Regions from separate parts of the Homo sapiens genome. Here region 1 is linked to region 2. A link is a contact called in ENCODE Hi-C or POLR2A ChIA-PET data. All regions are on one chromosome and are shown on one strand. Each heading gives the region's core, a stretch centred on a gene start or an enhancer-like site at or near the end of the contact. The rest is flanking DNA. Distances are from core to core; before and after follow the strand shown.

What was found. A loop is a pair of places that touch in the nucleus more often than their neighbours do. ChIA-PET counts read pairs that join two places held with the same protein, here RNA polymerase II (POLR2A). Pooled maps may share reads with other maps.
Region 1: a map of ovary shows a loop between it and region 2 (11-fold over the local background). The contact joins the promoter of COQ8B here to the promoter of USF2 in region 2. A Hi-C loop is called at or near these places in 1 of 168 maps with a recorded cell type or tissue (ovary) and 1 of 50 pooled maps. POLR2A ChIA-PET finds 5 or more read pairs at or near these places in 1 of 52 experiments (Caco-2).

What each region holds. Positions count from the first base shown.
Region 1 is chr19:40,715,036-40,720,294 of GRCh38, reverse strand. It overlaps COQ8B (coenzyme Q8B), which reads left to right and starts at 3,409. Exons shown (of 15, transcript NM_024876.4): 1 at 3,409-3,708. It overlaps ITPKC (inositol-trisphosphate 3-kinase C), which reads right to left and starts at 3,183. Exons shown (of 7, transcript NM_025194.3): 1 at 2,005-3,183. The coding sequence starts at 3,159. RefSeq lists enhancers at 658-1,359, 3,863-3,942 and silencers at 2,933-3,292, 4,613-4,662.
Region 2 is chr19:35,266,988-35,271,679 of GRCh38, reverse strand. USF2 (upstream transcription factor 2, c-fos interacting) reads right to left here and starts at 2,718. Exons shown (of 10, transcript NM_003367.4): 1 at 2,517-2,718; 2 at 2,188-2,234; 3 at 1,981-2,099; 4 at 1,677-1,877; 5 at 1,083-1,233; 6 at 875-962; 7 at 539-597. The coding sequence starts at 2,578. LSR (lipolysis stimulated lipoprotein receptor) reads right to left here. Exons shown (of 10, transcript NM_205834.4): 9 at 3,946-4,571; 10 at 3,716-3,856. The coding sequence ends at 3,821. RefSeq lists an enhancer at 623-1,362 and silencers at 1,650-1,969, 2,110-2,299, 3,458-3,607, 3,708-3,777, 3,858-3,937.

The sequences.
Region 1 (5,259 bases), core at 2,160-4,659, 5.4 Mb before region 2:
CCCACATTCAAGCGATTCTCCTGCCTCAGCCTCCCAAGTAGCTGGGATTACAGGTGCCCGCCATCACACGCCTGGCTAATTTTTGTATTTTAGTAGAGACAGGGTTTCATCATGTTGGCCAGGCTGGTCTTGAACTCCTGACCTTAGGTGATCCCCCTGCCTCGGCCTCCCAAAGTGCTGGGATTACAGGCTTGGGCCACTGAGCCTGGCCCCCATCTGTTGAATGGAGACAATCTCAGTGCTGTCATAAGGACTCAGAGTTAACACATACAAAGCCCTTAATTAAGATAGATGCTATTTTAAGATAAAAAATGACAGAAAAAAATTGACAAAAAAGACTAAAAAAAAAAAAGAAGAAAAAACTTAAAACAGTGTCTGGTGTACAGTAAGGATTAGAATTATTTGATCTGCATCTTGCAAGGTGATATCCTTGGACAAGTGACTTGAATTCTCTGTGCCTCAGTTTCCTCATCTGTAAAAGGGGATAATAATAGTATCTACCTCAGCCGGGTGCAGTGGCTCATGCTGGTAATTCCAGCACTTCGGGAGGCTGAGGCGGGTGGATCACTTGAGGTCAGGAGTCTTGAGGTCAGCCTGGCCAACATGATGAAACCCTGTCTCTACTCAAAATACAGAAATGAGCCAGGTGTGGTGGCGGGCACCTGGTGTCTCACCTACTCAGGAGGCTGAGGCAGGACAATCACTTGAACCCAGGAAGTGAAGGCTGCAGTGAGCCGAGATGGCACCACTGCACTCCAGCCTGGGCAACAGAGCGAGACTGTCTCAGAAAAAAAAAAAAAGTATCTACCTCATTAGGGTTGCTGCGAGGAGTGAGTGAGTTAATAAAAGCACAGCACTTAGCACAGGGCTAAACATGAGTGAGTGCTAATTGTTGTTGTTATTATTATTATTATTATTATTATTATTCACCCACTTCCAGCTCAGCTGTTCTGAGATGCCAAGGAAGTGAGAGGGCAGGCAGAGAGAAAAAAGCAATGGGGCCCAGGAGGGTCAGCCCCTGCACACAGGCACAGGCACGTCAAGGCAGGTCTGTCTCTCACAGCTAGGGCCACATGTGTGAACACGTCCCCAAGGAAGGCATGTGGGGTGAAGCGGGGCTCAGGGCAGACTCCAGCCAGGGGCCCCAGAGCAAAAAGAGGCCTCAGCAGGCAAGCTGGCAAGCTGATGGACTCCGGACTCGGCTCCCAGCCCCACGGCTCCCAGCCCCACGTGAGGCTCTCCAGTTTCACACCGGCCTCTGCTCTGTCCCGCCCTCCCTGAACCTGCCCGGCCGGTCCTCCTGATTCACCAGGGGAGAGCCACACCCAAGCTGGGGGTGACGGTGGACAAAGTAAACAAGAGTGTTCAGGGGGCTCCTTGGGGATGTAGGGGTCACAGGGGAGACCAGGTGGGCTCCCGGCTAGGCCAAGGATCCTTTGGCGTTTGGGGTCACACAGCCCTTTTGCGAATCTGATGCAAGCTGGGGGAATCGCTTTGCTCCCTAGAAAAATGTACATACAAATAGGCTAAGGGGTGGTGAAGGTTTGTGACCCTTTAAGACAGCCACAGGCCCCAGATTAAGAAATGTGGGGTAGAAAGTGCACCCTGCCTGTCTCCCTATCCCAGTGTTCTTCAGATTCCAGAGGATTAGACAGATGTCAGACCGTCGCTGCAACAATGTATGTGAACACGCACGGCAGGCTCCTTAGTCCTACAATTTCAGGGGTTCCTGGGCCCCATAAAGTCGGTCAGTGGCCCTCCATTGTAGACCCCCAGGAGTGGAGACAGTGCAGGAAGGGGAAAGGAGAGAATTAAGAAGGGGTGCCTGGAGTGAATTAGTAACCTGGCTGTCAGAGGGAGGAGGTCAGTGGATGGAAGAGGTTCCCGGAGATGAAATTGCTGGTGGGCAACTAACAGTAAATGGGTAGAGAACTTCCTAAGCAAAGGCGGAGGAATAAGGAGTTTTGCGTGATGTGGCTCAAGGGCAGGATGGGTCCCACTCACCCCAGACCTGTCCTCGGGATCGCTGGCACCTCCGCCCCCGGCCACCACGTCATCCTCAGACTCGTCGAAAGAAGAGGCAGAGGAGAAGCCGCCGCTGCCCCCCTCAACCCGGGAGGGGGGTCCCACTGGCTGGGCCTCAGGCTCAGGGGTCTCAGGGGTAATGATGAGGCGGGGCACAGGGCACAGGGGGCTACACTTCAGGTGAGAGTACAGGTGAGTCAGCAATTCTCCAGGCTCTGGTTCCTCTAATGGGCCATCCTCAGGCTCTCCCAAGAGGCAGTCTGTCCCAGGTGCTGTCTGGGAACCGTCAGTGCTAGGTTGTGTCCAGGAGCCATCAGTATCCTGTTGTATTTGGAAACCACCAGTGCCAGGCTGTTTCCTGGCTGCTTCAGTATCCTGTTTTTTCTGGGAGCCATCAGTATATGGCTCTGTCCAGGGACCTTCAATATCCTGTTGTGTCCTGGAGCCATCAGTATACAATTCTTTCCAGGAGCCATCAGCACTTGGCTCTTTTGAGGGACAGGCTCCTTCTGGGTGAGTCTGGAGGCTGGAACTGTTCTGGTGGGTCCAGAGGTTATCAGCCCAGGACTTGACCCTCTCTGGCTGAGTCTGTGACCCATGCGTTTCCAGCTCTGTCCAGGGCCCATGAACCCCTGGCTGTGTCCAGGGGCTGGCCTCCTCGGGCTGAAACTGGAGGTCGGACCTGTGCGGATCAGTCCAAAGGCCATCTGTCCCGGTCTCCGTCCAAAGACAAGTCGTCTCCAGCTCTGACCAGCTCCATTCTAGATGCGTCCGGAGGCTGGACCTGTCTGGCTCCGTCTTTTGCTTGGGCCTCTCGGTCTCTACTCCAAGGCCAGCTGCCGCGGGCTCAGTCTGTCCGTCTGTCCAGAATTCTGCCTGCGGACTCTCTGTCCCCGGCGCAGGCCCGAGGCCGGCCCTCTCAGGCTCGCTGTGGAGGCTGGACCCCTCTGTCCGGGCCCAGGGCCCGCCCCCCTCCGGCCGCCCCGCCGGGGCCCCTGCGCCGGGCCCAGGTCGCTGCTGTCCCGGCTGCCGCCGCCGCCCTCCTCGCGGCGCCTCCAGTCCCATGCGGGCCGCCGCGGGCAGCGCCCCGGCCTCCGCCTCGTTCAGGCTCCCACGGCACGGGCAGCGCCTCATGCCCGCTCCTTCGGTTCGGGCTTCGGCCGACCCGGCCCCTCCTATCCCTTTAAATCCCGCGAGGGGTGTGGCTGGGGAGCCCCGACTCCCGGGTTCCGGCCCGCGGAGCTCCAGCCCGCCCCGCCGCGCAAGGGTTAACCGATACTCCCCTCAAAGGGGAAAGCCCCGAAGCCCCGCCCCACCGGACGTGACGGAACGGAACGAGACGGAGCCTTGTCCGACTCCGCCTCCCAAGGGGAGGGGGTTTGCCTCTGAGCATCCGAAGCGCGGCCAGGTATGCATCTAGGGCACCGGGGTCCTGGTGGCGCGCCAGTGGGCCCCCTCCCTCCACCCCTGTGACTAAACCACCCTCCCTACACGGTTGAATGACAAGTTCAACCTTCCCTAAAACCCCCGGTGACGAGTCCAGCCGCGCGCCCATTCTTCACGCAGGGGCGGGACGGACTTTCAAAGACTTGGAGTTCCCACGGGTGTGGGTTCGAGACCTTCCTCTGCCAGTTCCCAGCTCCGCTACCCTGAGCAAATGACTTACGCTCCATTGGATTTTCCGTAAGAAATCTCTGTCATGTATAGAGTACTTGTTCTGTATCAGACCCTGACACGATTTCAGTTCATTCTCCAAGGCTGAACAATAGGGATGCCAGGGCTCCATTTTACACGTGAGAACAGAGGCTCAGAGATCTGCCGGCCTCTACCCTTTGCTTGCAGCTACGGGGCTATCTGACATGATCTCATGTATGTGAAGCATGTGGCCCCGGGCCTGGCACTGTCAGTTGTAGCCCAGTAGGATTATTTATTGTCCTAGGTGATTTTGATATATTTTGCCCCCAAGGCTGAGCTGCCACCCAGCTCCTGAGTCAGCCGTTCACCTCTGAAGGGGGAGAGGAGGTGGTTTGTCTTGAAATTGAGTCAACTGGGGGAGACATTGGGCACAGGTCCAAGGCTCTAAAATGAGTCACCTTTTCACAGACCAATGAGAGAAATCGAAGGCAGGAGCCCACCTAGTACCTCATACAGGTTGGGAAGGAGAAGTCCAGAGAGGGATGAGGGCTTTTCTGAGGTCACACAGTACGGGAATAGAGACAAAGAGGCCTGATTCCCGACAAGAGGGGTTGGGGCAGCGGGGTTCTGTGGGGGAAGCATCGGCATCCCTCCCTCTCCCAGTGGTGGGAAAGATGCCCCAACCAGATGCCTCTATTCCAGACTGTGAGAAGTGGGTGAGTCAGCCTGTTGTGGGGAGAGCAGGCTTTCCAACGCGCGCGCGCACACACACACACACACACACACACAGAGAAAGAAAGATAGGATGGGAGGTGGTTTTCTGGGATGCCAAGGTTCCTGACTCAGCACTGGGAATCTTGGCTGAGTGTGTTCTGGGAAATGTCAGGCCTACAGGAAGCAGAGGGCTCCCAGTCGCACCATTCCGCAGGTGGGCGGGGAGCGGAGAGAACAGGGTGTGTGAGGGAACAGAGACTCAGTGTGCAAGTGGGGGGGAGGGTATGTACACGAGAGAGTTGAAGGCGTGAGCGGGAAACAGTTGGCAAGCAAGGCAAGGGATTTATATGCACAAGGAAGGAGGTTGGGTGCCAGAATGTGGGTGTTTGTGCAAAGTGGAGGGGCTCCATGTGCAAGGGAAATGTTTGCTGGGAAGAATGTGTATTCAAAGGAATTGTGTTGAGCCTGCCAGGGGTAAAAATAAGAAGGGGGGTTGGCAAGATATTCGTGCAGAAGAGAGGCGTCAGGTTTGTAAGGGAGACTTTGCAAGAAAGTGTAGGGAACAGAAGGGTCTGTCGCGTACAAGGCACTTTGAGGTGAGTGGAAGGGCAGACAGGGCACGCTTGCGCTCCCGCGATGCCTCAGCAATCCCCCCAGATGGGCCCCCGATGCCCACCTTAATTCCAGGCTCCATCGCTAGGGCCTCTCTCTGGCCCCTTCCCCCGCGCACAGATGGAGAAACTCCGTGCCAGTCAGCGAGTTGCTGCCGCGCCATTGGTTGGCTGGCCGAAGGGGGCGGGCATACAGAGGCTCCCGGAAGCACAGGAGGGCCCCAGCAGGTTGCGGACTCGGAGGCTGAGAGCAGTGGGTGCTTAGCAACGGGGG
Region 2 (4,692 bases), core at 1,469-3,968:
ACAGTGCTGAAGGCCAAATGACCTGAGGTGAGACCTGGTGTTTCTGGAAAGGGCAGGATGCTCCGGCCTTAGGTAGCCAGAGGCAGAACTTCATGCAGTTTCTCCCTCAGATGTGCTCCCTGGGGGAACAGACCTACTTCTGGAGGCCAGGCAGGCATGGGAGTGCGGGATGTGAGCATGACAGCTGCCACGTGGAAAGGTCAGCCCACGTGAGCCCGGTCAGCCCCATTTTTCAAGTGGGGCAGGCAATCCGTATGGGAGTGTGAAGTCCACCATCTTAGATGTGGGCCATGAATTCAAGATCACCAGCCGGGTCAACAAATGGCCAGTTCCAATTCACACTCCCTGTCCCTCTACTTCTGACACTGTACTCTCCCCTCGTTGCTCACTTTCTACCTTTACAGCGTCCAGCAAAGCCCTCTGGAGCACTTGTGGCCTGCCCAGGAGTGGCTTCTCTCTCTGTCACTCCACACTCCAGGGCTGGCTGAGCCTGTGAGGGTGGTGGTCAGGGGGACCCGGAGCCACACCTTGTCCTCACCTTCGTTGTGCTGGGCTCTTCTCCTCTCATCTCGGGGTGTTCTGGTTCCATCAATTTTTCTACAAGAGGAGGAAAAAAAAAGGGGGCATGTATTATCGCAGAGCTGTTTGCCCAAGCATCTGCTAAGTATTAGATTTGAAAATTATCTTTGCAAGGTAAATCCATCTGCAAAAACAAAAGACATGATACTTTATGTGCACTAGAGCAGCAGAAACAGGCAAAGAAAAAAAACATTACACCATGTGCCCACTTCATGCTAACTGCCCAGCTTCTACTCCAGAAACCCCTCTTCCTTCCATTTCAACACCAGGCCCTCCAGGTGTCCCCTGCACATACGGAGAGTAAGGGTGTGTCCGGGGGGCGATCGTCCTCTGTGTTCCTGTCTGAAGCACATCCTGGGGCGTCATCATGACGTAGAACTGGCCTGCAGGGAGAGTGGGGGGTTAGTGGCAAGGCAGGGTGAAGTCAGAACTGGCTGGGGGGGCTTCCCTCCCTGCTGGGCCCGTTGCCTCCCCCACCTGCCAATCTGACTTCTACTCCTCACCTCCAGCCTGCAAGCTCTGGTCTGTGGTCTGTACGGACACAGCCGTAGTATCTCCCACACTGGACGCTGGGAAATAGGCAAATCGTGCCTCCCCGCTGACAGCCTCGGCCGCCGGACTGCCACCATTGCTGAAGGGATTTTGGATCACAGCCTGGGGAGTAGGAGGGCAGAGGCTACCCTTAGCTTTCTCTGTTCCTCCATCCCGTCCCCTCATTGCTGTGCTTGGGGTTTACTGCATTCTCTGCAATTAACAGGAGTGGGGACTCCTTCTGCGTGTAGCATTCTGTCCTGTGTTTCAAACAGCCCTGGAACATGGCGGGAGGTCAGCGATCACTTGCTGAGCAAATCCGTTTCGCACTCTAAGAAACTTTCCTCTTAAGACACATCATTCCCATTTTGCGGGAAAAAAAAATTCCAAGAGCACTGTCCCCAGGTTTCACGGTGCACAACAGGGATCTGGCCCCATGCAGCCTGAGGCCTGAAGGCAGCATCCGCTGGGCGACACCTGCCCCACCCCCGGGGCTCCCCAAGAGCAGAGCCAGTGTCCCCTCTCCACTCCCTCCCCCCCCCACCCAGGGGTGGCAGGGCACCTACCAGCGGGAAGGGCGCTGCAGGACCTGGGGGCACAGAGGCAGCGGCGGGGCCCGGGCGCTGGGCTGCCCCGTCCACACCCACCTGGGTCACAGCCTGCTGCCCCCCCGCGAAGGCAGCGGTGGACACGACGCTGACGGCGCCAGCTGTGTCGCCCTGGCCGTCCAGCTGACCATCAGTCACCTGGACTACGCGGTATGTCACCTGCAGGGGGCGGCAGAGCGGCGAGGCCGGCGCTGGGGCCAGGTCCGAGCCTTCCCGGCGCGCCCGCCCGCCCGCCCGTTCGCCCTCGCGGCCCGCCGCTCACCTGTCCTCCATTTGTCTCTGTGCGGAACTGGTACTGGATGTTGTGGTCGCCGAACGCCGCCTGCTGGACGCTGGTGATGGCCACCGCTGTCTGCTCCTCCGCTCCTGGGCCGTCCCCGCCTGGGGCCGAGGAGGGTCGGGGCACGGTCAGGGCCGCGCCGAGCGCCCCCAGCCCTCCCCGGGCGCGGCCGGCCCGGCAAGCACTCACCTTCCTGCAGCTCGACGCCCTCCTCCGCCTCGGGTCCCTTGTCGTGGCTGCCAGGGGCACAGGAGGGAGCAGGGTCAGCGCGGCCCGCGCCCGCGCCCCCGCCCCCGCGCCCAGCTGCAGGGCCCCAGTCCCACCCGGCCGCGCCTGAGGCCGGGGGCGCCGCCGAGGCCGGGGGCCGGGGGCGGGAGGCGCCAGGTCCCCCCCGCGCCGGCGGCCTCCATTTTGAGCCGGGCCCGCGGCCGCTCGGGATCATGGCGGCCCCGGCCTGCAGGCCGCGGGGCCGGGGCCGGGGCCGGGGCGCGGGGGCACGGCCGGGCCGGGGATCTTACCTGGCGGCGGCAGCAGCGGTGGCCGAGGCAGCGGGATCCAGACCCGGGTCCAGCATGTCCATGGGGGGGGCGGGGGCGGGGGGGGCGCGGGGCCCGGGGGGGAGGGGAGGGGAGGGGAGGGAGGGAGGGGAGGGGGCGGGCGGCCGGGGGGGCCCCGAGCCCGGCGCTCACGCCGCGCGGCAGGAGGGGACGGAGGAGATACGGGAGCCGCTCGCGCTGATCACGGGGACAAACAGTGGGGTCATGTGAGGAGGAGATGCCGCCGCCGCCGCCGCAGCCGCCGCCGCTCCTGCAGCCGCTGCAGCCGCCGCCGCCTCCGCCTCCGCCCGCCCGCCGGCTCCGGGCGGCCCGAGGCTCCGGGACGCCGCGCGGCCGCCCCCAGCCCACCCAGCTGCCCGCCCGCTGCACGCGGCCCTCAGGCCTCCTTCCCTGAGCAGCCGCCGCCGCCGCGACTTTTTTTTTTGAACACGGCCCGCCCTGGCTGGCCGCCGCCAGTGCCCTGGATCGCCGGCTCGCGCGGCCGCCGCCCGGCTTGGCCCAGTCCGGCGGCGGATCGCTGCTGCAGCCGCCGCCGCTTTCTATTTTTCCCCCTTTTTTTTTTCCTCCTTTACTTGAGCTGCGCGCGCGCGGCGGCGGCGGCGGCGGCGGCGCGAGCCCCGGGGCGGACGCGCGCTGGGGGGAGGCGGCCCGGGGCGCGCGCGCTGGTCTGTCTCCGGGGGCGGGCGGGCGCGCGCGAGCCCGGGGCTCCGCGGGGCGCGAGGTCGCCGCGCGCCGCCCTGGTGAAACGCGGGTCTGGATGGAACGTCGGGGTACCCGGTGCAGGGGCTGGGGTCGTCGGGGGCCAGGTGGGCTGCCCGAGTTTGGAGACAGTAAAGTAGGTCGGTGGGGGGCTGGGGGGGATGGGCTGGAAGGGGAGAGGAGCGCGCGCGCGTCCCGGACGGCCAGCCTGCGGTGCGCGAAGGCGGAGGGCCGGGGCGCATGCGCACGCCTGGGCGGGGCCGGGGCGCGCACGCAGGCGGGCGGCGGCTGCGCGGGGCACGTTCTCCGGCCGGCGGCGCGGGCGCGGGCCGGGCCAGGCTGGGTCTCTTCCTCCCGGCCCCGGACTCCGGTGCCCCCGGGACGCGGCGCTTTACAGACGCATACGGGAGCAGCCCCGGTCCCCCGCCCCGCGCGGCCGAACAAATGGTTCTCTCCAGAGCTTGTGATTATACGTTTTATTAGACTCGGGAGGGGTATGGCAGGGCTTCATCAGTGTTCCTTCAAATTAAAAAAAAAAATACAAAAGCTACGTAGAAAACGTCAGATCAGACGACTAAACTTTCCCGACTCAGGGCCAAGTTCTGCAAGGGAGAAAGAAAGAAGGGTATGAGCCGCGGGGACCGGCTGGGGGCCCAGGGACGGTCTGGACGCCAGGGAGGGCGGCCCTCACCTTCTTGAGCCTGCGCTCTCGGGACGCCTGCGAGTCGGTCTCCGAGTACGGGGGCGGCGCGGGCGGGTAGTAGGCCTCTTCCTCCTCCTCCTTGTGGGGTCTCCTCCTCTCCTCCGACCCCTTCTTCCTCACAGCCTCCTCCAGTAGCCGCCCATCATAGGGGAGGTCCCCGGACCTGGAGCCGTTGTCCCGAGGGTCCCGGGTACGGTGGTGGTGGGACCTGGGGTCGGCAGGAGGGCGCTCCCGAGACCTGAAGTCGTCGTAGTGGGGGTCCCGGGAGCGTGGGAAGTCCCTCGAGTCGTCTTGGTCATAGAGGTCGTCCCGGCTGCGGCTCCGCGGGGGCATGTAGGCCCGGCTTCTCCCACCATTACTCGTGGGAGACCTGCTCCCTGACTCGGCGGTGCTCGGCGGGGTGAGGTCGTCCAGGGCGTCCACGGAGCGGGCCCGGGGCCGCCTGGCCCGCCAGCCCCCGCCTGCCTGCTCCCTGGCGGGCTCCTGGTCCCATCCCCTGGGACTCCGGGGGGAGTGGCCACCCCACTCCTCATCCCGGATCGGGGTGAGGGCAGGGCCCCGGGAAGGCCGAGATCGCCAGTCGTCCTCGTGGAGGGAGGTGACTTCACTCATGGCTGCAGGGAAGGGGGGTGTCACTGACTGCTGGAGGAGCCCGGGGTCCAGGGTTTGCACCAAGAGTCCCTGCGGCAGGTATCAGGGAGACATGTTTCACCCCCCCACCTTAAAAGCCCTCAG